Linked DNA regions of Homo sapiens: all the other regions are linked to region 1. Evidence: chromatin loops called from intact Hi-C (ENCODE). Cell type or tissue: endothelial cell of umbilical vein. All regions are shown on one strand.

What was found. Hi-C counts contacts between places; a loop is a spot of excess contacts. Peaks named below come from ENCODE experiments on the same cell type or tissue, not always from the same donor. Only the 100,000 strongest peaks of a DNase experiment are listed, where the experiment ranks them.
Region 2: a loop joins it to region 1, with 3 times the contacts of the local background. A loop is called at or near these places in 1 of 110 quality-filtered maps.
Region 3: a loop joins it to region 1, with 5 times the contacts of the local background. A loop is called at or near these places in 1 of 110 quality-filtered maps.

Annotation. Positions count from the first base shown.
Region 1 is chr13:33,150,049-33,158,048 of GRCh38, forward strand. The region is part of intron 3 of STARD13 (StAR related lipid transfer domain containing 13); the gene reads right to left. Among named protein-coding and RNA genes, the nearest start is that of STARD13-AS, 120 kb to the right of the region's middle. In endothelial cell of umbilical vein, a CTCF peak has its summit at 3,549; DNase peaks (open chromatin) are centred at 303 and 3,643; H3K27ac peaks cover 2,307 bases.
Region 2 is chr13:33,089,274-33,097,273 of GRCh38, forward strand. No RefSeq gene overlaps it. Among named protein-coding and RNA genes, the nearest start is that of KL, 77 kb to the left of the region's middle. RefSeq lists an enhancer at 3,033-3,589. In endothelial cell of umbilical vein, no CTCF peak of the experiment used is centred here; DNase peaks (open chromatin) are centred at 1,638 and 3,508; H3K27ac peaks cover 2,984 bases.
Region 3 is chr13:33,066,320-33,074,319 of GRCh38, forward strand. No RefSeq gene overlaps it. Among named protein-coding and RNA genes, the nearest start is that of KL, 54 kb to the left of the region's middle. In endothelial cell of umbilical vein, a CTCF peak has its summit at 3,269 (motif pointing right); no DNase peak of the experiment used is centred here.

The sequences.
Region 1 (8,000 bases):
GGATTGGAGCCTTGATTCAGACAGGGACCATAATTTATTCTTCTTCTAATCCCCATAAATCCTAGAAGGAAGTTTTATACATGATAGGCTCGGTAGGCTTTTCTTTTTGAACTGAGCATGCTTTGTTCATATAGGTCCAATCAGTGATTGACTTTAAGTAGTTACAATAGACCTTGTATAGTCAGGATAGCAGAATTATTCTCCACCACTGAGTATGACAGGCTATGAGTTGCATCTTATTTGCATTCTTCATGCCTAGTACAGGCCCTGGCTCAGAGCCAATCCATTCAGATAATGTTTGCTAAGGAAACATTAGATCCTGGACAACACTAGGGACCACTTGGACTGATGCTTTTATTTTCAGATGAGAAGATAAAGTCTCTGAGGGGACCATATGCTCAAGGCAGCCACACATTAGTGAGCAGCCAAGCTAGAACTTCTTTCTGCCATGTGATTTATCTGCTCCTGTCTACTTAAGAAAAATTTTAGGAAGGCCTGGGAAATGAGAGCTTATGTCATGTACCCAGCACAGGCTATTCAATAAACACTTGTTTCCATACCCTCTCTACTTTCTCCATGGGAAGAGAAAACCCATGGCACATGATGAAGCCTGTCCTCTTCATGTTTTGAGCAAACTGAATTCATGTGTTAACCTAAACACAGCAGTTTGACCCTTTCAGAAGATAATGATACTGCTGCCACAACCTGTTAATTTTTACTGTTGTCTTCAGAATCCTTGAGAAGGGCTAATACGCTAGCAAATGTGAAATAGTAGTCTCATTTTAAGAGTGAAACTTGAGGTTCTAATGGGAAAGTCAACAAGAAGAGAAGAAGCCAAGATTCGTTCATCCGACAGTGCGCTGTGTACCAGGAATAAGTTAGGTGCTGGGAATACAGTATTTAAAAAGATATGGTCCCTGCCCTTGAGAATCTCATGGTCCCATGTGGGATAGAAACATGATTAAAAAGAGAAGAAGCTACTCACTTTCTGAGAGCATAGGGACAACGCCTCCCAGAGGAGGTAATATTTGAGCATACCTATGATGGATTAAGAGAAATTTGCTGTCTAGGCAAGGAGAATTACAGGAAAAAAAAATAGGCACAAAATAGCAGGGTATAATCCAGGAATTGCAAATATATGAAAAGGGGTGTTAGTCTGTTTTCATTGCTATTAAGGAATACCTGAGACTGGGTTGATTTATAAGGAAAAGAAGTTTAATTTGGTTCATGGCTCTGCAGGCTGTACAAGGAGCATGGTGTTGGCCTCTGCTTCTGGTAAGGCCTCAGGAATCTTACCATGACAGCAGAAGGTGAAGAGAGGGTGTGCATACCACACGGTGAAAGCAGGAGGGAGAGATAGAAAAGGGGAAGGTTCCAGGCTCTTTTAAATAACTAGATCTCACGTGAACTAACTGAGGGAGAATTCAACATCAGGAAGATGACACTAAACCTTTCATGAGGGATCTGCCTCCATGAGCCAACACCTCCCACCAGGCCCCAACTCCAACACTGGGAATTGAATTCCAATGTGAGATTTGGAGGGGACAGACATTCAAACCATATTGAGGGATAAGCCTGGACAAGCAGGCAGGGGCTAGATCACAAAGGATTCAAATGAAGATGTTAGGAGCAATCTGGTACAATGAGGAGCTACTGAAGGATTTAGACAGGAGCGTAACATAGATTTGCATTTTAGAAATGTAACTGGCAGCAGGATAGAGAAGGAACTAAAGAGAAACAATTATAACATGGTTCTAATAGTCCAGGGGAGAGATGGCAGAGAGATGCAAAAGGGGAGTGAGAGTGGGATGTCTGCGTGAAGACAGAGACTCGGCCATTGGTTGATGTGGAAGCTGCAGAGAGGCAGAAACAGAGGATGACTCCCAGATTTCAGACTTTGCTGAACATGCCGTTAAACACAGAGGAAACAGGGAAATAGGGAAGTTGACAGGGAGCTAAGATATGGGGGAGATCATGATCATGCTCATGTTTGGATATGTTAAATTTTAGGGGCCCTGTCACATTCAGACCCACTTGGGAATGGTCCACATATGGATGATATACACAGAAGATACATAATAATTAAAGTCAATCATCCAGGGGAAATCCAGAACTCTGGAGAATTACAGTGGTTAAGGCATGGGCCAAGGAAGGGAGCCAGGTTCAGGGAAGGTGCAGTCAGAGATGTAGGAGTCGACAACAACTAGCTGAAGATGGTGTCCTAGGACCCTGGAATTGAGATAGAATGGGAGTGGTGAGAGGCTCCTCCTTCACATGTTTTTTTCATTTTTTTTCTTCTTCTCTTCTCAAAACCCATGCTACTACTTTGCTGACACTATACCTGCTAACCCCGAGGCTTCAGTCATACAAAAAAAAAAAAAAATAGCCATTCTTCTGTGCTCTTATAAAGTTTTACCCTGTCTTTTACTTAAAGAACTCCAGGAACTGGCCTTAGGAAACCAAACACTGAACCAAGTTTGCAGTGTCCCACCTCAGAAAGGAATGAGGAACAACTAATGTACAGCCTTGTTGCCTCCAGCCAGACCTCAAGGTGGCCCATTACTCAAGATAACCATCGTGACCTACTCATCCCCTACCCACCATGGGCTTTGCCCAGCCCAGCCCACATACCTCCTCCGATGTCAATTCTCTGCCTAATAAAAAAAATCCCTCCCAGCTCTTTTTGGGAAACTAGCTGGAGGATCCTTGGGCCTCTGCTGTCTCCCTTGTGCTCAAGCACAAGCCTTGAAATAAAAGCCTAGTCTGGGAAATGTGCCTGGTCCCGCGTTAATTCCCGTATTACATGGGGAGCCGAAGAGCCCGTGGCCTATAACAGAATGAGCATTAAAAAAAGGAGGGAGTAATTGGGTGGCTGTATCAAATCTTTAAGAAAGAGTAAGTGATAAAGCCTAAAAACACTTTTTGGATTGAGCAGTTCATGAGGGCAGTATTAGGAAAGGCATGGACATTCTTTTAAAATGTCTAGCTAAGAAGGAGGGTGATTTAGGTTATTTTGAGGAGAAAGTGAAGAATTTATCACCACATAGTCTTCTCTAACATGAAGATGCCATCAAGTAATTTGAGAACTGACAGGCTGTTTTCTTCCAGGTTCCAGTTCAATTTAACAAATGTTTATGGAAGTCCTGCTCAGTACAAGGCCATGTGACACCAAGCACCCACGATATACCACTGACTAAGATGCCATCCCCACTGTTGAGCACTTGGAAATTGGTAGAAAGTCCCTTGCATGGTCAGCAGACCCTAATGGAAGTAAGGCGGTCGTCAGCAGAAAATCGAGCTGTGCACAGACTGCCTGGGCACACAGGAAAAGAGCCAGAGAGGGATGCCCAGGGCCTGGGAGGATGGCCAGGAGTGCAGGAACGGAGGGACCAGGAAGAAGGACCAGAGAAACGCTGGGCGACTGTGTGCCGGGAGGGATGTTAAGCAGCCTGTGTGCCCTGAGTATTGCAGGGTGGCTGGGAGGTGCCCGGGCCCAGACCAGCAGGGGCGTTTGACTCAAGCTGAAACAGAAGCCTGGAGAGACACCCAGCGGCCCTCTGCCTACAGATGTATAGGAAAACAATAGGACTCTCTCCTTCTTTGTAGTTTAGATTCCCATTTGACATCTAAACTGCCAGACTTTAGACTGGTCATGAAGTCTCTCGTGTTGATTTAATGACCAGTTTCCTGTGATACTTCTAATATTCCTGCCAAAGGCTTGAGAGAAATAACAACCAGGGGCATGATGAGTTCAACTCTTACAGACAATTCTGATTAAAGCCTAGCAGCCTGAACTTCTCACCCAGGCTCCTATGTATGTCCTAGCCCGGCCTGCTGGGGAGTGTTCCGGGTGGGGCCCTCCAAGACATTCAGGAACCTAAGTCACTGAGGATGTGTTCTTAACCTAGGGATCAAAGGCAAGTCAGGGAGCAGCTCCTCCTCCTCGGGCTGTAGCTGCAGGGCATGGGAAAGGTCTCCATGCTGGCGGACTGTTGGAAAATGCAGATTCTGGAGAGCAGAGATGGATATACTAATGCCAAAGAGACAATTCTGGTATGTAACTCCATGAGGGTGGGGCCTTTCAACAATCACAGGCCATCCACAGGGAGGGTGTCGGGCGCACTGGGGGCAGGGGGCAGGAAAAAGAAAGAGGACAGTCAGAAGTCAGAAGTCAGCAGGTGGTGTCACCGTGCCACTACGCAGCCAGGGAAGGCCACACCTCTGTTCAGCTTTTCCCTCTGATGTTCTGCCGAGTGGTCAGGCTGCAGCAGGAATACTGACCTCTGTTCCAGTCCATAAACCCCAAAAGAACTGCCCCTGGACATTAGTTGAGGTGTGGAAGAAAAGCAGTTAAACATTGAGGGCTCTAGCTATACAAAGAAAATTAAGTATATGTATGCTGTCCAGGGACACGATATCTATGTGGAACTGTGTGAATTTCATTTAGCTTGTGCAAGAAAATAAATGTAAATAAGCTATGTGCTTTAATCATCAGGACTTCAAGGAAGAACATAGGCTCTCTTGGCTATTCAATAAAAAGTGATGGCCAAAGTGGCCCGGGGGAAAGAACTTAAAACAAAAAAAAAGTCCAGGTTTTCTTGGACCTCTTTAGTTTGTGGAATTTCAGACCAATTTTATATTCACATGTGCTTGTATTGGAAAATTGAGTGGGGTGTCCTTAGCTTTTTATTGTAACTGTTTACAATAATTGCATCAGATCCAGATAATTTTTCTAGTGAGAACTGGTCCAGCTTCAAGTGAGGGTCATGACTAGCGATTTCTGAGAGAGGGTCAAGAACTGAAGGCTGAGCAAAGCAGCCGCGCGGGAACCGGCTGCTCAGGAGCCCACCCCTCACTCACACTGAGGCTTCTTTCCTTCCCCTTCCCCTGGGGCTTCTTTCCTTGGGGCTTCTTTTCACTTGGGGCTTCTTTCCTTCCCCTTCCCCTGCCTGCCCGTAGAGAGGATTCCCCGGCATCCACTCTTAGTCCTCTCCTCACTGTCCCAGCTGTCCCTGAGTGACCTCATGCACTCTCAGGGCCTTCCTCCTCACATGCTGGTGACTTCACATCTCCATCCCCAGCTCCGGGCCGGGCACCCTACTGAACACTGGACATTGGCACCTCACCCACCCAACACCTCAGCCCACCCTATCTTCCCTCCTGACTCGCTCCTCCTTCATGGTTGTTCCCCACCTCAGGGAAGGGTATCTCTGCCACCCAGCTGCTCAAACCAGGAGGACTCAGCTCACCCTCAATTCTGAACAACACCTGTTATTCATAGGCTGTTATGAAAATTAAGTGAGATCAATGTAAAGAGCTTAGCACACAACTTCATGCATAATGAACACTCACTAAATGTTAGCCATTAGCATCTGCAAGGCAAGGCATTTTTTAAAACATTGCTAATGTTTTTAATAATGCAATACAAACACCTGAAATATACATAGAGAAGTGAATAACAAGAATATAAAGTCTCTCTCTTCCCCTCAATCTCCTCCCTGATTTTGTATCTTCTTACACATTCTTCCTGAAAGCTTAGGCATATAAAAGTCATCCTGAGTACCTGGTTGAAAAAGATCACAAAAGAGGCCATTAAAAATATATATAAAATCATTTTTTATACAAAATAATATATACTAGCAAAATCCCCTATCTTTGAACCTATTATGTCTGTTCCTGACTATACCTCAAGCCTGTCCCCAAACTCTATAGACTAGTGAGGCAGACAGCTAGCCAGAGAACAGACATGATTACTTGCAGGAAGCTAAAAGCAATACAAATAGGGCCAAACAGGTTAGTGCAAGAACCCACTTCCTAGTGGAAAGGAATGGTTACAACAGGCTGTACCAATAAAGACAGGCAGCAGCCATCCTGCTTTAGGCACAGATAAGAATGTAACAAAGAAGAAACTGGCCACAACAGGGTAAATGCAAGATATACATGCTACAGTTAATTAGTATATATTTAAAAACACAAATTATGCAAATGAATGACTGCCAAACCTTGGCTGCATTACGCCCCCATTACCATAAAATTTCCATGGGTAAGGGCATCCCACTCCTATCACGCAGCTAACGCCATGGCGGTTCTGGATTAACAATACTTAGTCAATAAAAGGGTGGCATTCCAATTCCGAAAACTGCCCATCAATTTCCTGGAAAACCCATTCCCTTAGTATAGAATATTCCAAGCCTTCATTATACCTATTCATCTAGTTCGTGAGCCCTGGCCATGTTGGGCACGGCTCCTTCTTTTGAGCGTGTCCCTGTTCCTCTCTTGAGTGTGTTCTTGCTTTTGCTCTACAATAAATCTGCTACATTTTCACTTTGGTCTTGCTTTCAAATTCTTTTGTGTGGCAAAGACAAGAACCTGAAATGGCTCCACTGGCAACACTAAGATTGCAGTGGGGTTCATAGAGTGGGGTGGGGAAGGGGGAAGATGGCTTTTCTGCACATTAATTTAGTTTTTTTAAAAAAACTAAAAGTTCAAACAAGCCCATCCAAATGTCATGTGTTCTTGTCTGGGTAATTCCTACTACCATTTATTAGCTGTTAGTGGGCACATTCTTTTACCCCTCTGTTTCTCAGTTTCCTCCTCTGTAAAGGGGGAATGATGTTAACAGCCCATCTTTACAGTCAAGAATGCTGAAGAGCTTAAAACAGACAGGAGCCTATCTTACAGTGTTACCATGAGAATTTAATGAGTAAATATTTGCAATATACTTAAATGCAGTGCCTGGTATATAATAAGCACTTTGTAAGTGTTTTAAAGAAATAAAATAATGATTTATTGGGATCTGTATTTATTTATAGACTCAAGATTTTAAAGGTGGAAGTGACTGTGGTGATCATGTAACCCTCATATCCTTCTCCCAATGACTTGCCCAAGAAATCAGTTAATTGTCACTTATTATTTATTATAGGACATAATAATTTGAAATGTAATACTGTACATTTTCTGTGATAAATATTCTAAAAGGAAAAATATTTAAAATATCAATATTCATAAAGACTTTAATTATTTAATATTATTAATGTTATTCAACATACTCGAATCAAGTATGGGCCTTTGTATGTGTAGATAAATTGTAGATACCATTTTTGTCAACACTACCTTCCAATCCCCACCCCTGCCCCATGTGAAAATCATTATTTATTATCCTTTTAAATACTAAGGGCAATGATACGTATACTGTATAATCCTAACCGATTCCTTAGCTCTATCAAACAAGGTGAATGCCCTTGTTTTGCATGTGCTATAATTAATTAGTATTTATTAAAAAACACAAATTATGCAAATGGCTTACTGGCCTAACATTAAATTGGAAATTCAGAGATGGCCAGGCATGGTTGCTCACGCCTGTAATCCTAGCATTTTGTGAGGCCGAGTTGGGTGAATCACTTGAGGTCACGAGTTTGAAACCAGCCTGGCCAACATGGAGAAACCCCATCGCTAATAAAAATACAAAAAATGTAGCTGGGCGTGGTGGTTGGTGCCTGTAATCCCAGATAGTTGGGAGGCTGAGGCAGTAGAATTGCTTGAACTTGTGAGGTGGAGGTTGTAGTGAGCTGAGATTGCACCACTGCACTCCAGCCTGGGTGACAGAGTGAGACTCTGCCTAAAAACAAACAAACAAAGAAAGAAATTCAGAGATCATCTTGAGCATCGGGGCTGTATGTCAGCAGCCTGAGCAAATACTGCAAACCAAAATGCAAATTTAACATAGTACTTCTCCTTCAAAATAGTTCATTCAGGAGCTTTGGTTTACTGCAATTTGTCCTAAAGGTTACAAACTCTGTAAACTATTTTAACACCTTGGCTATCCCTACATTCTGATAAAGTTACAGTTTCAATGAGCTCACCTAGGTACTTAGATTTCCAAGTAGCTTCTCATGACTTACAGGAGAAAATAATTTTCAATTAAGAATTCAATAAAAAACATCAGAATACAATTACAATTGTGGTTGTTACATTAATAAAAAGTGCACTTTCCTGACTTG
Region 2 (8,000 bases), 61 kb before region 1:
TTGATCACCTCTTCTCAGTCCTTCCCACTAGGCTCTGAAGAATCTCTATGCACAAGAACAATAGCAGAATGGAGTCAAAAGACATCTCTATTAATAGCTGTGCAAATGTCAGAGAACTGCAGTAAAAGGCAAGTAGTCTTTCACTCCTCAGCTTGCATGGGCCAGAGGGCTGGGATGGCAGATTCATCTGTACATGAGGCTTTACTCACTGGCCCAGCTGTGTGCCCACAGGAGCTACACTATGTGTGACACCTGGCAATGCTGTGCTAATAATGTGCTGTGCAAACAATGCCATGAACCCCAGTGAATCACCTTAGCATCTTCTCTCTCCCAGTGGGGTGCTGGGGAGGGCAGAAGTTGCATGGCTGAACAAGAAGTGGAAGATGTCCCTGCAAATGTGCCCCGTCACCTTTTTAGGGCCGGCGCTCATCAGAAGTCATGCTGTGCAGGCTCCTGGCCCTTAATGTTTTCTTCATGATGGAGATTCTTTGCAATTATATTCCTCATTTCACTCTCTAGAAGATCCATTCAGCCTAATTCTGCCCTGGGTCTTCCTGAGTTCCACTCTGGGTGGTTCATCTCATTGTCCTGCCATAGAGGAGCCCTCCTCACTAAAGTCAGCAAACAAGTAAATACCACATTGCCTGGAGTTCAGTCCCAGTTGAGTGATGATTTCAGGGAAGTCTCTCATCCTTTCTGTGCCTCAATTTACTCTTTTAAAAAATACAAATAGTATGGACTTGTGAGGACTGATACATAAATTGTATATAATATCAAATTATATGGATATATGTGTGTACATATACATGTGTATATGTATATGTCTATATATAGATAGGAAAATTCCCTGGTATATAGCAGGTATTAGTTCTCATGCTGCTAATAAAGACATAACCAAGACTGGGTAATTTATAAAGGGAAGAGGTTTAATTGACTCACAGTTCAGCAGGGCTGGGGAGGCCTCAGGAAACTTACAATCATGGTAAATCACATGGCGGCAGGAAGGGGAAGAATGAAGAATGAAGAAAAGCGCGGAGAAAATGCGGGCAAAAGCCCCTCACAAAACCATCAGCTCTCATGAGAACTCACTCCCTATCACGAGAACAGCACAGGGAAACCACCCCCATGATTCAATCACCTCCCACGAGTTCCCTCCCCCAACACATGGGGATTACAATTACAATTACAATTCAAGATGAGATTTGGGTGGGGACACAGAGCCAGAGCATGTCAGCATGGAATTGTTGCTGTCTGCTCACTTTTTCCTTAATGGAGATTTTGTTCCATGTATGGTAGGTAATGATCTGAGGCAGGAAGACAAAGAGCAGATAGCATTCAGGGCCTCAAAAGATTCCCCTAATGTGTACAAACATACTAGATCTGAAGTTCTGGTTCACCATGGTTCTTCCTCATTAAGCCGCAGATTTCCACTTGGAAAATTCATTGGTAAAGTGCCATGCCTGCTTGCTGCTGATAGGATTTTCTTATTGTCCAGCAGTATGCAAGTATTCAGCCCTCAGTCTCTCAGAAGAGGGGTCTGAATTCCCTTGTTCCGGGGTTGTGACCTTAACCTTGTCCTGAGATTTATAGCCCCAGAGAGGCTCTCCTCCTGATTTACATAGTTCCTGATGTCACTTTGAGCAGTTTAGTTCCAATCTCTGCAGAACATCTTGACTATGGAATGTGGGAACACGACGAGCTGTTTGTTTTATACTCCCAAATCCTTGAACAAAAGTTACAGAGTGTTTTTCTATCTTCTCAGAGGAAGAAGGCCCCTCTCCCATTCCCATTCAGTTCTACCAAGCAGCAGCTGTTGCTGTGTGTACTGTGTTTAAAATCCCTTTGTTTTATGCAAAAGTATTCTGCTTGATGCCTGCTTTGCAATAATCTGAGCCCTGTACAGTAATCTAGTTATGAGGACTAGAGGACTTAAAAGTATGAACTTTGAGATGTATGGGGAAGATTAGGACAGCCACAAGCCTTCTGAAAATTGAGCAATGCAGTCAAATAATGGCTGTATTTTGTTTGAAATGCTGCATAGCTGGTTTGATGTTTGCATTGGGTTGGCTGATGTCTTTTGTGTTGTGTGCATACCCTAGTGGGCTTATACTGGAATCCCTGAAAACTGGCAGAAAACGAAATAAAAATGTGCCCTCCTTTGCCATTTCCAATTTCTTTTGAGTTGGGCATTCTGTTTTTTGTGGTTCTAGAAGAGAAACATGGTTCTGGAACCTGTGGTTCTTTTGTGTGCCGCCCCAGGCTCAGCCTCACAGACAGAGGCTCCAGCAGGGGCCGGTGATGGATGATGGTGTTTCCCGCTAGTGGCTGCTCTTTAGAGAACATATTTAATTTCGGATGACTGGATAGTGTATTTCTCCCAAGTGATTTTGAATTGCCCATCTCCAGGAAAGACAGGACTCTTTATCTGTGGCTTCTAACTACTCATCGTAGGATTGATTATTAGGCCTGTTTCCTCTTACTTTAATATGTAGATGAGGTAGCAACAGAGAAATTGGAGGACCACAAGGAAAACCAAGCAATAGCACAAAAATCCAGTTGTTCTATATTTTGGTCCAGTGCACCCTGGTTGGGTGCTTCCTCATACAACATCTTCAGCTTGTGTCTGTTTAGAGATGTGCTCCCTTCTCCCTGGGCTCTCACCTCTGTCAGGTGATGTGGGCATTCTCTGAGGTCTTCCTTGGGCAGGAAGTTTCTGACAAAGCTGAGCATTACGGTATTCACTCAAAGTGTATACCACACACAATCTTGGGCATTTCTTCAGTAAATGCTTGATGGGCTTGGAAATCTGAAACACAAAGGCATTAGGGATTCTTCCACAAGAAAAGGTGGGATTTGGGGAATCCGGAAGAATACAAGAAGAGGAACATGAGAAGGGAATACGAGAAGAGGAACAAGGTGAAGGAAGGGTCATGTCAGCAAGGCTGCCAGGAAGAGCTCTTCTGAATTCAAGACAAATTTCTCCTCCCCAGACTGTCCTGGAAATGCGCAGCTCCCCACCCTCCCAGGAGAAGGAGGGACCTGTGCAGGCAGAAATGCTTCTGCCCAGCCTAATCATCTTAGAAGACAAGGTCAGGTCGACTCTCAGGTTTAGGCTTTTGTATGTGGTCGTATAATTTCAGGCTGTTCATTGTTCCAAAAATAGCTCCCACCTACCTGCTGATGCCTGAAATCCATGTAACAGGAGACAAAGCCTCTGATTCCCAATAAAGAGATAAAAGGCTTAATTATGCAAATATGTAGTGAAATAGTTCTGTCTGAAACTCATTCATATTAAAATGTCATCAGTCAGCGTTTCAGCAGGTGGGATGACTGATACACACAGAAACGGGGTTCTGGAACAGGGTGGTACTAAAGAGAAACTTGCTCTACCTTGCTGGGAGGACAAGGTCCCAGCAAGGGAAGGCAGTGAAGCCACAAGTACTACCCACTTTTGCAGGGCTGGTGGTGGCTGGCTTTCCGACTATGCCTGTGGGAAACCAGGGGGTGGTGTTTCCTATGAGGTAACCGGATTTAGGGAAATGAATCAACGCAAGTCCATTGTGTGATTATCTTCTGGAATCAGAGGGTCCAGCCACACCCTATAGATAAGTAGATGGAAGTAGCTCTTCTCCCAAGGTGAAGTGATACATTTTTCCTGCCATCACATTCTATGTTTCTCATATTATGAAGACGTGGGGGAACTCTGCCTTAGAGTGAGGTGGGCTTGGGATCACTGGGGCCCTTGCTTCAAGGTGAAGTGCTCACTCCTTCTCAGCATGGAGGATGAGCTGATAGAGGGGATGGCAGGACAGGCCGGATAGATAAGAGCCTCCAAAGCCAGGTTTGGGTGAATGGGCTCGAAGAGGGGCCACCTTTATTAGCAGCTTTAAGTTATGCTCCACTTCTAACACGCTTCTAGTGTGTTAGTTGAGTCTTATTAGCAGTGACGGCCTAGTCTCAGGTGTGCTGTGGGGATTTAACATACCTACCTACTCAGACCAGCTCCACAGAGAGATGTCAAGGGGAGAATCAGGTCTCCTCTCAAAGCCTGGTCGGTGTTGAGAGAGCAGAAGGGAGATATGCCCAGCAGGCAGTGAGCTGACAGGGTCATTGGCAGCAGGGGCAGTGGTGACGGGGTGGGTGATGAGGACAACAAAGCTGATCCACAGGGCCTGCTCCTGGGCACACGAGAAGTGCTCATATGAGAACTCTCTGAAGTATCTGGTGGCCATTGGGACATGCCAATTTCTGGAAATCAGGACAACCAATGACTTCCCCATTATCATTAGGCATAACAATTAAATGGAGTGGCCTGGGACATGTGGTGTTCTCACATCTGTGCATCCCTTGCTGGCCCTGCTTTCTGACTGCCCGGGAAGATGTAGCCGTCCTTTATCAGCAAGGACAGTTCTCAGAGGACGCATGTGTCTAAGTTGCTGAACTTCTTTTTCTTCACAAGACATAGGTGATCAGCAAATCGATTAATTGATAATTCCCACCAGTGTAGTTTTAGCAATTTGAGTGGAGTGGAAGGAAATGAAAACTCTGACAGGGTGTAGTTTTGAATCGGATCTCTGTAGGGTGTTTCCTCACCATCTTACCCAAAACTGCAACTCTCCCATTGCCCATCTCTTTCCTTTTGTTTTTGTTTTCCTATAGAGCTTACCTGGACAATTATTTATTTAGGTTTTTTTTGGCTGCTTTCTCCACTAGATCATAAGCTCCATGAGGACAGGGAATTTTGTCTGTTTTATTCCCTCATTTTATTCATCTTTTTATTCACTGAATGCCTAAGATAAGTATCTAGCACACAATGAGTGCTTCATACGTGTTTATTGAATGCGTGAAGGAAGCAAATGTTCCTGTTTGTTGTAAACAGGTGTTCAGCATGTGCTAGTTTCAGAAACAATCACAGTTAACTTTTTAGAAGACCAGCTTTGTGTTAGTCCATTCTTGTGTTGCCATAAAGAAATATCTGAGACGGGGTAATTTCTAAAGGAAACAGGTCGGATTGGCTCACAATTCTGCAGGCTATACAGGAAGTGTGGTGCTGACATCTGCTCAGCTTTTGGTGACGGCCACAGGAAGCGTCCAATCACGGAAGAAAGTATAGGGCAAGCTGCGTATCACATGGCAAGAGTGGAAGCAAGAGAGAGGGAGCAAGACAGAAAGACAGGGGAGGTGCCATACACTTTTAAACAACCAGATCTGATGTGAACTCAGAGTGAGAGCTCGCTTATTACTGTGAGGAGGGTGCCAAGCCAAACACTTATCCCCAGGCCCTACTTCCAACCCTGGGGATTACATTTCAACATGAGATTTGGAGGGGACGGACAAATATCCAAACCATATCAAGCTATTTCTCCATCTTCTGTACGATGGGGAGGGTCAAAGCAGTCAAAATCGAAAATAGAAGTGATTTTGTTAGCTTTAGAGTACTCTTCACAGTGTCCCTGGCTTATGGCTTCCTTTCCATGGCTTCTATCATTTTAAAACAATTTTTTTATTGGTGCATAATAATTGTACCTATTTATGGGGTATATGTGATTTTTGTTTTGTTTTGTTTTGTTTTGTTTTTGAGATGGAGTCTTGCTCTGTCACCCAGTCTGGAGTGCAGTGGCGCAATCTCGGCTCACTGCAACTTCTGCCTCCTGGGTTCAAGCAATTCTCCTGTCTCAGCCTCCTGAGTAGCTGGGATTACAGGTGTCCGCCACCATACCCGGCTAATTTTTGTATTTTTAGTAGAGACAGGGTTTCACCATGTTGGCCAGGCTGGTCTCGAACTCCTGACCTCAAGTGATCTGCCCACCTCGGCCTCCCAAAGTGCTGGGATTACAGGCAGGAGCCACCGCTCCTGTCCTATATGTGATATTTTAAAACCTGTATACAATGTGCAATGATCAAATAAGGATAATTAGCATATCCATCACCTCAAACATTTATCACTTCTTTGTGTTAGAGACATTCCAAATCTTCTCTTCCAGCTATTTTGAAATATACTATAAAATCTTGTTAACTACAGTCACCCTACTGTGCTATTGAACACTAGAACTTATTCTATCTAACTGTGTTTTTTTACCCATTAACCAATCTCTCTTTATCTCTCCCTCCCTCCACACCCTTCCTAGCCTCTGGCAACCACCATTCTACTCTCTACCTCCATGAGATTCACTGTTTAGCTCCCACATATGAGTGAGGACATGCGATATTTGTCTTCCCGTCATCAGGGAAATGCAAATCAAAACCACAATGAGATATCATCTCACCCCAGTGAAAATGGCTATTATCAAAAAGAAAATAACAAATGCTGTCAAGGATGCTGAGAAAGACGAATGCTCATACACTGTTAGTAGGGATGTAAATTAGTCCAGCAACCATTGCAAACAATATGGAGGTTCCTCAAAAAACTAAAAATATACCTACCATATGATCTATCAATCGCTGGGTATATATCTGAAGGAAATAAAATCAGCATATTGAGGAGATATCTGTACCCCCATTTTTATTGCAGCACTATTCACAATATTCAAGATATGGAATCAACATAAGTGTCTGTCAGTGGATTACTAGATAAAGAAAATGTATATATAGGCAACAGAATCCTATTCAGGCACAAAAAGAATGAAATCTTGACATTTGCAACTTCTATCATTGTTATGTCCTGTTTAACAAACTGGTTCATTTTAACAAACGCTTATAGAATGATGCAGCAGAAAAGGTCCTAACAGATGAAGTTTCCAAGTTAATTGAGGCATGATCCATGCCCTTAAAAGTCTATAGCCTAGCGGGAGAGTTAGGCTATCAGTGACCTATGACCCACCAGATAGGGAGGTCAATGTAGTCACTGGGGACATGAAGGGGTGGCTGGGCATCACTGGATCATTAAGTACATGGTCAGGAATGACACCACTTAAGTGAGTAAAGTGATATACCCCCAGCCTTGGGCACTGATCATTTCCTTGGGTTTCAGACCTTATATTAGTTAGGGTTCTCTAGAGAAACAGAACAAATAGGAGATATATGTGGAGATTTACTATGAGGAATTAGCTGACATGATTTTGGAGATGGAGAAGTCCCATGACCTGCTGTCACCAAGCTGGAGATCCAAGAAAGCTGCGGTTGTAATTTGGTCTGAGTCTGGAAGCCCGTGGAAAGCCAGTGATGTAGATCCCAGTCTGAGGCAGGAGAAGATGGCATGAGACATCCCAGCTCAAGTAGTGAGTGAGGAAAAAATGGGCAAATTTCTCCTTCCTCTGCCTTTGTTTTATTAGGGCCCTCAGTGGTTTGCAAGTTGCTCAACCACATTGGGGAGAGTAATTTACAATTGACCCTTGAACAATGTGGAAATTGGAGGCATCCACACCCCTGCACAGTTGAAAATTTGCATGTAGACTCCTCCAGAACTGAACTACTAACAGCCTACCATTGATCGGAAGCTTTACCAATAACATAAATGGACAATCAACAAATATTTTGTATTATATGTATATACTGTATTCTTAAAATAAAGTAAGCTAGAGAAAAGAAAATGTTAAGAAAATCATAAGGAAGAGAAAATATATCTGCTATTCATTTAGTGGTGATGGATCATCATAAAAGTCTTCATCCTCACCACCTCCACATTGAGTAGACTGAGGAGGAGGAGGAGGGTTTGGTCTTGCTGTCTCAGGGGTGACAGAGGTGGAAGAAGTGGAGAAGGTGCAAGAGGAGGTAAGAGAGACTGGCACACTCAATGTAACTTTATGAAAATACATAATGACTTCTGTTTGACTTTTTTTTTGCTTTTTCACTTCTCTAAAAATGTTTCTATATGGTATCAATCCTTCTTCCACCATTTGCTTTAGTTTCAGTGACCATTTCACAGAAAGGTCCATCTTGCAAAAGAAGTCAAAAGCAGTCTTAAATAAGCAGAACTCTGCTAGGTTGTCTGTATGCATTTGTTTTCTGTTGCTGCTTCTATGTCTCCTTCCTCATCAGCTGGCTTGGAAGCACTCATCTCC
Region 3 (8,000 bases), 84 kb before region 1:
AGAATTTCAGAGATGAGACAGCGAAATACACAAGAGCTGAAAAGGACAAAACAGAAGCCAGAGCCGCGAAGAGAAGCGACCTCTGAGAACCATCCAGCTACCTTCTAATGCCCGCCTCATGCTGACTCTGAGTCGGTAAAACTTCGCAGGTAGCTTGGGGTGAACGAAAGGAGGGCACCTCTAGGATCAGCCCCGGGACACTAGGCGGCGGCGCTGGAGGCGGGGACTTCCTGGCCCTGGTGGGGCGAAGTGCACTCATTCCTCCACCGCGTCTCAGAGCACCGCGTTCTTTCCACTCTAGTCTTCTTCTCTGATGCTTTCCTCTCATGAATTCTGGTGTACATATAATACAGAAACCATCCTCCAGAATGCCTACACCTCTTCTTCCTTTGTGGGCCAATTCTACAGGGGCGCTAAGTGGCCGACTTGTGGTTCCCCAGTGTGTCTGGGCTGTTTCCTACACACTTGTATTCGCCCTGCATTCGCGGCGTATTCCTTTGATCCCAGGTGGACTTTTATCCGCCGTTCATTTTGCCCTGCTTTGGAAGGACGGTTTTCCAGTTTCATTAGTGACACGTCATTTTATCTTTGACTTCCACAGTCAATACTTAGAATCTGACTTGGTCCTGTTGGCTCATGCCTGTAATCCCCACACTTTGGGAGGCCAAGGCAGGAGGATCAATTGAGGCTAGAAATTTGAGACCAGCCTGGGCAACATAGTGAGACCCGTCTCTACAAAAACTTCTAAAAATTAGCCGGGCGTGGTGCTGTGCACCTGTAGTCCCAGCTACTCGGGAGGTTGAGGTGGGAGGATCACTTGAACTCAGGAGGTTGAGGCTGCAGTGAACTATGTTCATGCCATTGCACTCCAACTTGGGCAACAGAATGAGACCTGTCTCTGAAATAATAACAAGAAGACTCTATTAGAGCCTTGGAAGTTTTCCATTAAATTATTTATGATAGTGCTGTTCAACAGATACAAGCAAGCCATGTATTTCATTTTAAATTTTCTAGTAGTCATATTAAAAAATAAAAAGGCATAGAAGAGATAAATTTTAATAATATATTTTATTCTTTCCAGTATATCCAAAATATTGTATTTTCAACTTGTAATTGATATAAACATTATTGAGATATTTCACATTTTTTTTGGTACTAAGTAATTTTGGTACTAAGTAATTAGATTGGTCTATAGCATATTTGTTTAATATTTAATATTGAGCAATGCTGCTGGAAATTTGCACTTGGAAAGGAACATGTTAATTTGGAGCATGTTGGCCATCCTGGATGGGAGGACCTCGGTTCTAGAGGGGAAGGCAGAGGCCATGTCTTGTCTGGTATATTTTTTACAGTGTTTAGCGCAGTATCTCTTACATGATATTGTTCAACAAATGTTGATTAATTGAATACATGACGGAATAAATGATAAGCAGAATTAGCTCACTGCCATCACCTGTGCCCAGAGACTGGTTTAATAGAGATCACCTGTCAGCCAGCAATGACGATGTGTTAGATGCCACACAGCTCCATCCTATATATTCAGAGGAAGGAATGATAACCTGTCTTACTAGGTAGAGAGGCAGTAAAACTTACTGCTGTCCTAAATTGTTGCCTCCAGACAAATCACTAAGTGAAAGGTTGTAACTTTTTGTCTTCCTTATCCACATGTCTTTCAACTAGTCAGTAATCTTTCTCTCTCAGGCTGAGTTCTTTATCTGTAAACAAAAACAGTATTTTAGAGGAACCCTTTATGTCATCTCCAAATACTTAGTTTCCTAGAATGTGTAGCTTTTCCCCTCAGACCCATTGCATTTTTCCATTTTTATAACCACTAAATATTGTTGGAGTTTTGCTGGTTGTAGGACATTTCCTGGAACTTGTTTTTTCCATATCTTTGTGGTTAAACACCCATTGTCTGATATCAAGGAGAAAGAGGTCCAGAAAACCCACAGGGAACCTTGAGCAAAGGGTGGAAATGCCACTAATAATGGTGACAGGACACCTACAATATGGTGAAATCTTGTTTTACATGATTTCTGCATACCAGAAAAGACTTGGTGACTACTACTCAAGTCCCCCGACCTCTGCTTTTTTTTTTTTTTTTTTTTTTTTTTTTTTTTTTTTACCCATTGGGTTAGAGAAGAAAACAATTTCAACCTACATATTATTGAGATAAAAAGGCAGAGAAAGAAGAACAAGACCAGGCTCAAAATGACCTTACAGTTGGGTAGTTTTGGGTAACGCAATCCTTGGTGAACTTCAGTTTCCTCATCTTTGAAATGGGAGTGTCTATCTTAGCACAGTGCTGAACATAGGAAATATTCAATACCTTGGGTATCTACCCCAGACGTTATTTTTTTCCTAGACTCATACAACTTACCCTTAATGTGCATGTGATTTCTTGTTAATCAGATATTTTGAGCTCAATAATGTAAAACTAGGGACTATTACAGTCAAAATGATTCATCCTGAAGCCTTCTAGTTATTTTATTTGTGACTTTGAATATACATTTTCATAGAATACCCTTGGTAAAACTAAATTTAGAAAAACGAAGCCCCACATTTACTTAATAATACCAAATTACCTTCTTGGATTCAAATTTTACAAATGTTGGATTGATAGAATTCTGAAGATAATTTGGCAGCAGATATTTCTGTATCAATATGTTGAACCATCTGCTCTTTTGAAATAATCTAATGACACAGACAAAACATTAAAATGTGTATATTTGTTATTTGGTTGGTAAATAATTGAAGGCTCATTAATTTTTATGAGATTCAAAAATCTCTGGTAGACTTTCTGATTTTAGTATAATTTTTCAATATGTTTACTTTATGGTAAAATGAATTAATGTTAAGTGACCTAATTTATTTTGTATACATTATCTTCAACGGAAACATTATTCCTTAATAAACTGCTGGAATAGACTGACCTTTTTTTCTGTTTAAAATCTCAATTGATCAGTTTATAAAATTCAATTTCCTTTCGATATTATACCAGTTGTTGTCTAATTATGGCTGTGACCATAAATTTTGCCTAAGACATTTCAGTTGGTTTTCCATGTGAATCAAAGCTTTGGATAATTTATATCCAACATGTTAGATGGCAAATTCAATAGTGTTCCAAGGTCACAGTATTGCATTTAAGGCATATTGGTTTTATAACCATATTTTTTCCCCTTTAAATTATGAGAACCACGAGTCTCTGGTAAGTAGCCCCAAGGCTTCAAAATACAACATTTCAATCAACAGGGGGCAGTAGTGGTAAGCCAGAGAGGACACAACAGAGATATAATTAGAGGAAGATGGATGGGTCAGATAGAGATATTTTATTAGTAAAAGACGAGATGAGATTGAACCAACTTTTATCCCAAATTGGTACCATGTTAAATGTCCTTATTTTACCTGTGCCTGTTATGGGCCTAACAATCCACCAAAACAAACACAATGTGGGGTTACTACGACCATCATGTTGACAGGATGAGCTGCAAGATTCCAGCAGTGTTGGCAACATGGCTGCACTGGTTCACTCAGACAGAGAGGAAGGAGCTGAGGGAAACCAGAAATTAGGTAATGGGCTTGCAGCCTTGGGGAGAGCCCCAGAGTGGAGTAGTACCTCTGAATCTGCATGCTCTGGGATGTGCTGGCTAAATGCAGAAGACCAGGCCTTTTCCCCTCCCAGCCCACGCTTTCGAAAGTGCCTTTGGGGGAAGATGGCGGCAGCACCCATGGCTTGGTAAGGGATCACTCCCGACTGATTCTGACACCCTGTTCATGGAGAACCACGGGGCTTTGTGGAAGGGTGTAGTCAAGGGCAGATCCAGTGAATATAAGAAGGCGAGAAAGACCAGTGCACAGGCAATTGAACGAGAAACAGGAATGTCGGAATTCGAGGGCTTAGGAGTGAAGCATTTCCAGCTTGCATCAAGAGGACTGATGAAGGAGAAGCCAGCCGTTGGAGGGGAAGCTCAGGGAGTGTTCCTCCAGGATACGAGGAAGGTCGTGTACAAAGAGGCTGAAAAGGCTGGGGATGGTTTTAGGGCTTGTGGGAGTGGGCCCAGTGGAGGAAGGGAGGAAAGCGAAGGATAGAGGAGAACTGTAGGCAACGAATTCAAGTGTGTCCAGAAAGTCAGAGCATGCCTGAGTTGAGAAAGTGGAGTGGAAGGGCAAGGCAGTAATATGCCAGCTTCCAGGAACTACAACAGAGGCCCTGGGCCCAGGTTTTGGGTGGAGCAGGCTCTTATATTTATTCCAAATTGGTACCAGTTAGGTATCTGGTACCTAAACCAGGTAGAGAGCCCCTATTTTCTAGTTCTACTTGCAAATTTGCTTTATAACCCAGAGGAAGTCACCTTAACCCACGGGGCCTCATTGTTTTCTTGTCTATAAAAAGAGGGAGTTAATCAGGACCAGTGCTTTTCTACCTTGGTTACACATCAGAATCGCCTGGGATTTAAAAAATTCCTCAGACTAATGAAGTCAGTTTTTCTGGGGGGCAGTGGAGCTAGCTCCCAGGTGATTGCAATGGGAAGCTGAAATTGAGAACCAGTGATCTAATCAGTGCGTTGCTGACTTTAACACACATATGAGTCACCTGGGGATCTTAGTCAAATGCCAATTCTGATTCTAGAGGTCTAGGATGGGCCCAAGGGTTTGCATTTCTAACAGCCTCCCAGGAGTGCCCATGATGCTGCTCTTCTGTGGACCACAGTTTGAGTAGCAAGGGGCTAAGGGCCCTCTGGGTTGATTGAGGGATATAATTTGTTCTAATAGGGATAACAAGAGACAGAGAGAAAAGAACTATTAGTCTGTTGTTACTGAAATGGTATCATAGAAAGCGTCAGAATGCAACAAGTGCCATGGATGGAAAACAGGTACTGATTTAAGGTTGCCACAATGAAAACCTTAAGACATGATGTCCTAACAAACAAATTATCACTTTAAATGCATAATCATTGTTTGAAACAGACGTGTTTTTTAATATTTTAAGTTCTGTGGTACACATGCAGGATGTGCACATTCGTTACATAGGTAAATGTGTGCCATGTTGGTTTGCTGCACAGATCAGCCCATCACCTAGGTATTAAGCCCAGCCTCCATTAGCTATTCTTCCTAATGCTCTCCCTCCCCTTGCCCCACCCCTGACGGGCCCCAGTATGTGTTGCTCCCCCCAGTGTGTCCATGTGTTCTTATCATTCAGCCCGCACTTAGAAGTGAGAACATGCAGTGTTCGGTTTTCTGTGAAACAGACCTTTTAGGTGCAGATGACTACAATTTAAAATTTTTAAAACAGACTTCAAAGTCTAAATTACCATACTTTTTAAAATTGGAAATAACTTTAATATAAAAAATCATGAAAAAAAGTCAAAATTATCTGCTTTTTTTTTCTTATTTTTAACATGTTGGAAGAGTAACTAAATCAAGAGCCTTATGCTGAAAACATCCTATATGCTCAAACATCTTCTGGTGATGTATATTCAATATGAGATAACAAAAATGAAAAACAGCAGATCTGTATGATAATGCACATAATATTATGTGCATGTTTACTGATAACAGACAAGATGTGAATTAGGAGACAAATGTTTTAAATTTATTGGAACTTTTTTATCATTAAAAATATATTTTAAAATATATGTTGAATGAAGACAGAACGAAGCTAGTCTTGAAGGGAGATTGCTGCGTTGGGCAGGTTGAAGTCTGAAAAAAATAATAGTTCTGGAACAAACTCTCTAAGCCTGTCATAGACCTGCTCTTTCTCACCTGGAGACATCGTGAGACCTAGGTTTAATTGCCATTTCTTTTCTGTGTTTGGTGCATCCATTTGTAATGCACCCACCTTCCAGGGCTATTTGAAAGCTTCAGGGTGTTCATGTCATATGAGAACATAGTTTATCAATGTAAAAGCATTGTCCAGATGTAAATTATTATCATCTGGCTCTCTCTCACACTGAACCCACTTCTGTGACTGCTAAAGAGATAGAGAAAAAAGAAGAATCAAATGCTATCATGCTTATGAAGCAAACTGTGGGTTTTTACCACCCACAGTTCTTACCAACCCAATTGCAATAGAATTGCAAAATAGACTCTCCATTGTCTCTGTTGTCTCTCTAGCCCTTGACAGTGAAGCACAAATCTACACTGTGCCAAGCCAGGCTCATCACTCACATCACATGATGGCCACTGCATCTAGTTTTCCTCAACATAAACCTAAAAGCCTGGATGACATCATCGTCACCATTGTGGTTTTTTTTTGTGAAAGTGAAGTGGAAATTGTACATGTTTGATGCACATACAGGTGACTTGCGCTGCTATTTTTGAAGGCCTTTAAGAATACTGTGTTAACCAAGAAATGCACACTTTTGTTCAAAATATTTTGGAATACGAGTGACACGAGTGTTTTATTTCTGCGTACAGATTACACAGTATCATAGCAAAACTACTTTGTAAACTGTGAATTGTTTAGTGCATTCATGGTGGATGTCTCTTGTTGGATGTCTATTCAGCCTTCAACCAGATAGATCTGAAAGGCAATATTCACTATCTTTCCTTTCTAATTAGCTCTTCCTTTCTGTTTCCCTAATTTACCCCAAACAACCCTTGGAGACATTCAGGTGTGAAATTCTATGGATTCTTTTCACTGTGGTATTTGCAGCATCCACCCTTCATCTGGGTGCTTGCTGCAATTGTACTCTTTGCACTCTTTGCACAGACTTTTCCAATAATCCCTAACTGGTTTTCTGGTTTGAAAAAAATGACAAAATTATCTGCTTTCTTCTTCTTATTTTTAACATGTTAGAAGAGTAACTGAATCAAGAGCCTTACGGCAAGCACCATTTTGATTACGTCACTTGCCTCTTCCAGGAGCATCTTTGCATCCTACTCCCAGCTGGTTGGTATTTGTTCTCAGACCTCTCCTCTCATGTCCCCTGGCCTGGTCATCCCCAAACCTCACTAAACAGAATTAGCACCTATCACCTCCTATGGGACTTGTGTGATTGTTTAATCCCTTCCATTTGATTATAAAGTGCTCTGAGGCAACGACCTTATTTGCCTTGTTACTCCCCAGGACACATATTAACTGCCTAATAAGCATTTCTTGTATGAATAAATGCCCAGTGAAAAAGGGCATAGAAATTTATTACAGGTGGTTCGTTAAAAGGAGTCAACTGTTTTTCCAGTTACCTGGGGCTCAATTGAACTCTGTTATCTGGCATTTTGCCAATCACACTTCTCTTTAACAATATTCATGATGATAATTGGTGTTCATGGTGATTACCCCAGGGCTGTACAAAATCCTAAAAGGCCTTCTCAGTCAGTTTTAAAAAAAGACCATATGAAGATGTTTGTTTCTCGTTAAAAGATTCATTATATGTATTATCATAGATTATCAATTTTCAAGGAATTAAAACACAATAAAAATCACAGTAATATCACATTGTACATTAATCTTCCTTTGATGATTAGTTCATTCAACAAATAATTAGCACACACTTAATATGTGCAAGTTAATAGAGTTATTAAGCAGGATATCCTACTCCAGTCAATTTATATATATTCAAAATGACGTTTTCATCGATTGTGCTAGATAATACTGGTTTACTGTAAGTGGCATACAGTGTTATATTTAATCACTTTTTTCAATATACATTAAGCAAAATTATGGCTCTTTAAAATAGTTTTTTATAGAGCAATTACTAAGAAGTCACTTATGAAGAAAAGTTCTATAAATCAAATCTGGTTCTTGGTTATTTCTTCAAAGATACCTGAGAACGGGTTGGTTTTCTGATCTATTGGTACATTTGGTCCCTGCTTTGGACCCTGAGTGATGGCATGGCCACAGCTCTTCTCCCCATGTCTGCTCAGTCTGGAACAGAGTTGATCTGGCAATGCAGATTCTGCCTAGGCACTCGAAGCAGCGGCTCTCAGTCTTGGCTGCGCTTTGGAATCACTTGGGGAGTTTTAAAAACCACTGATGGCAGGGATTCCAATTTAATTGG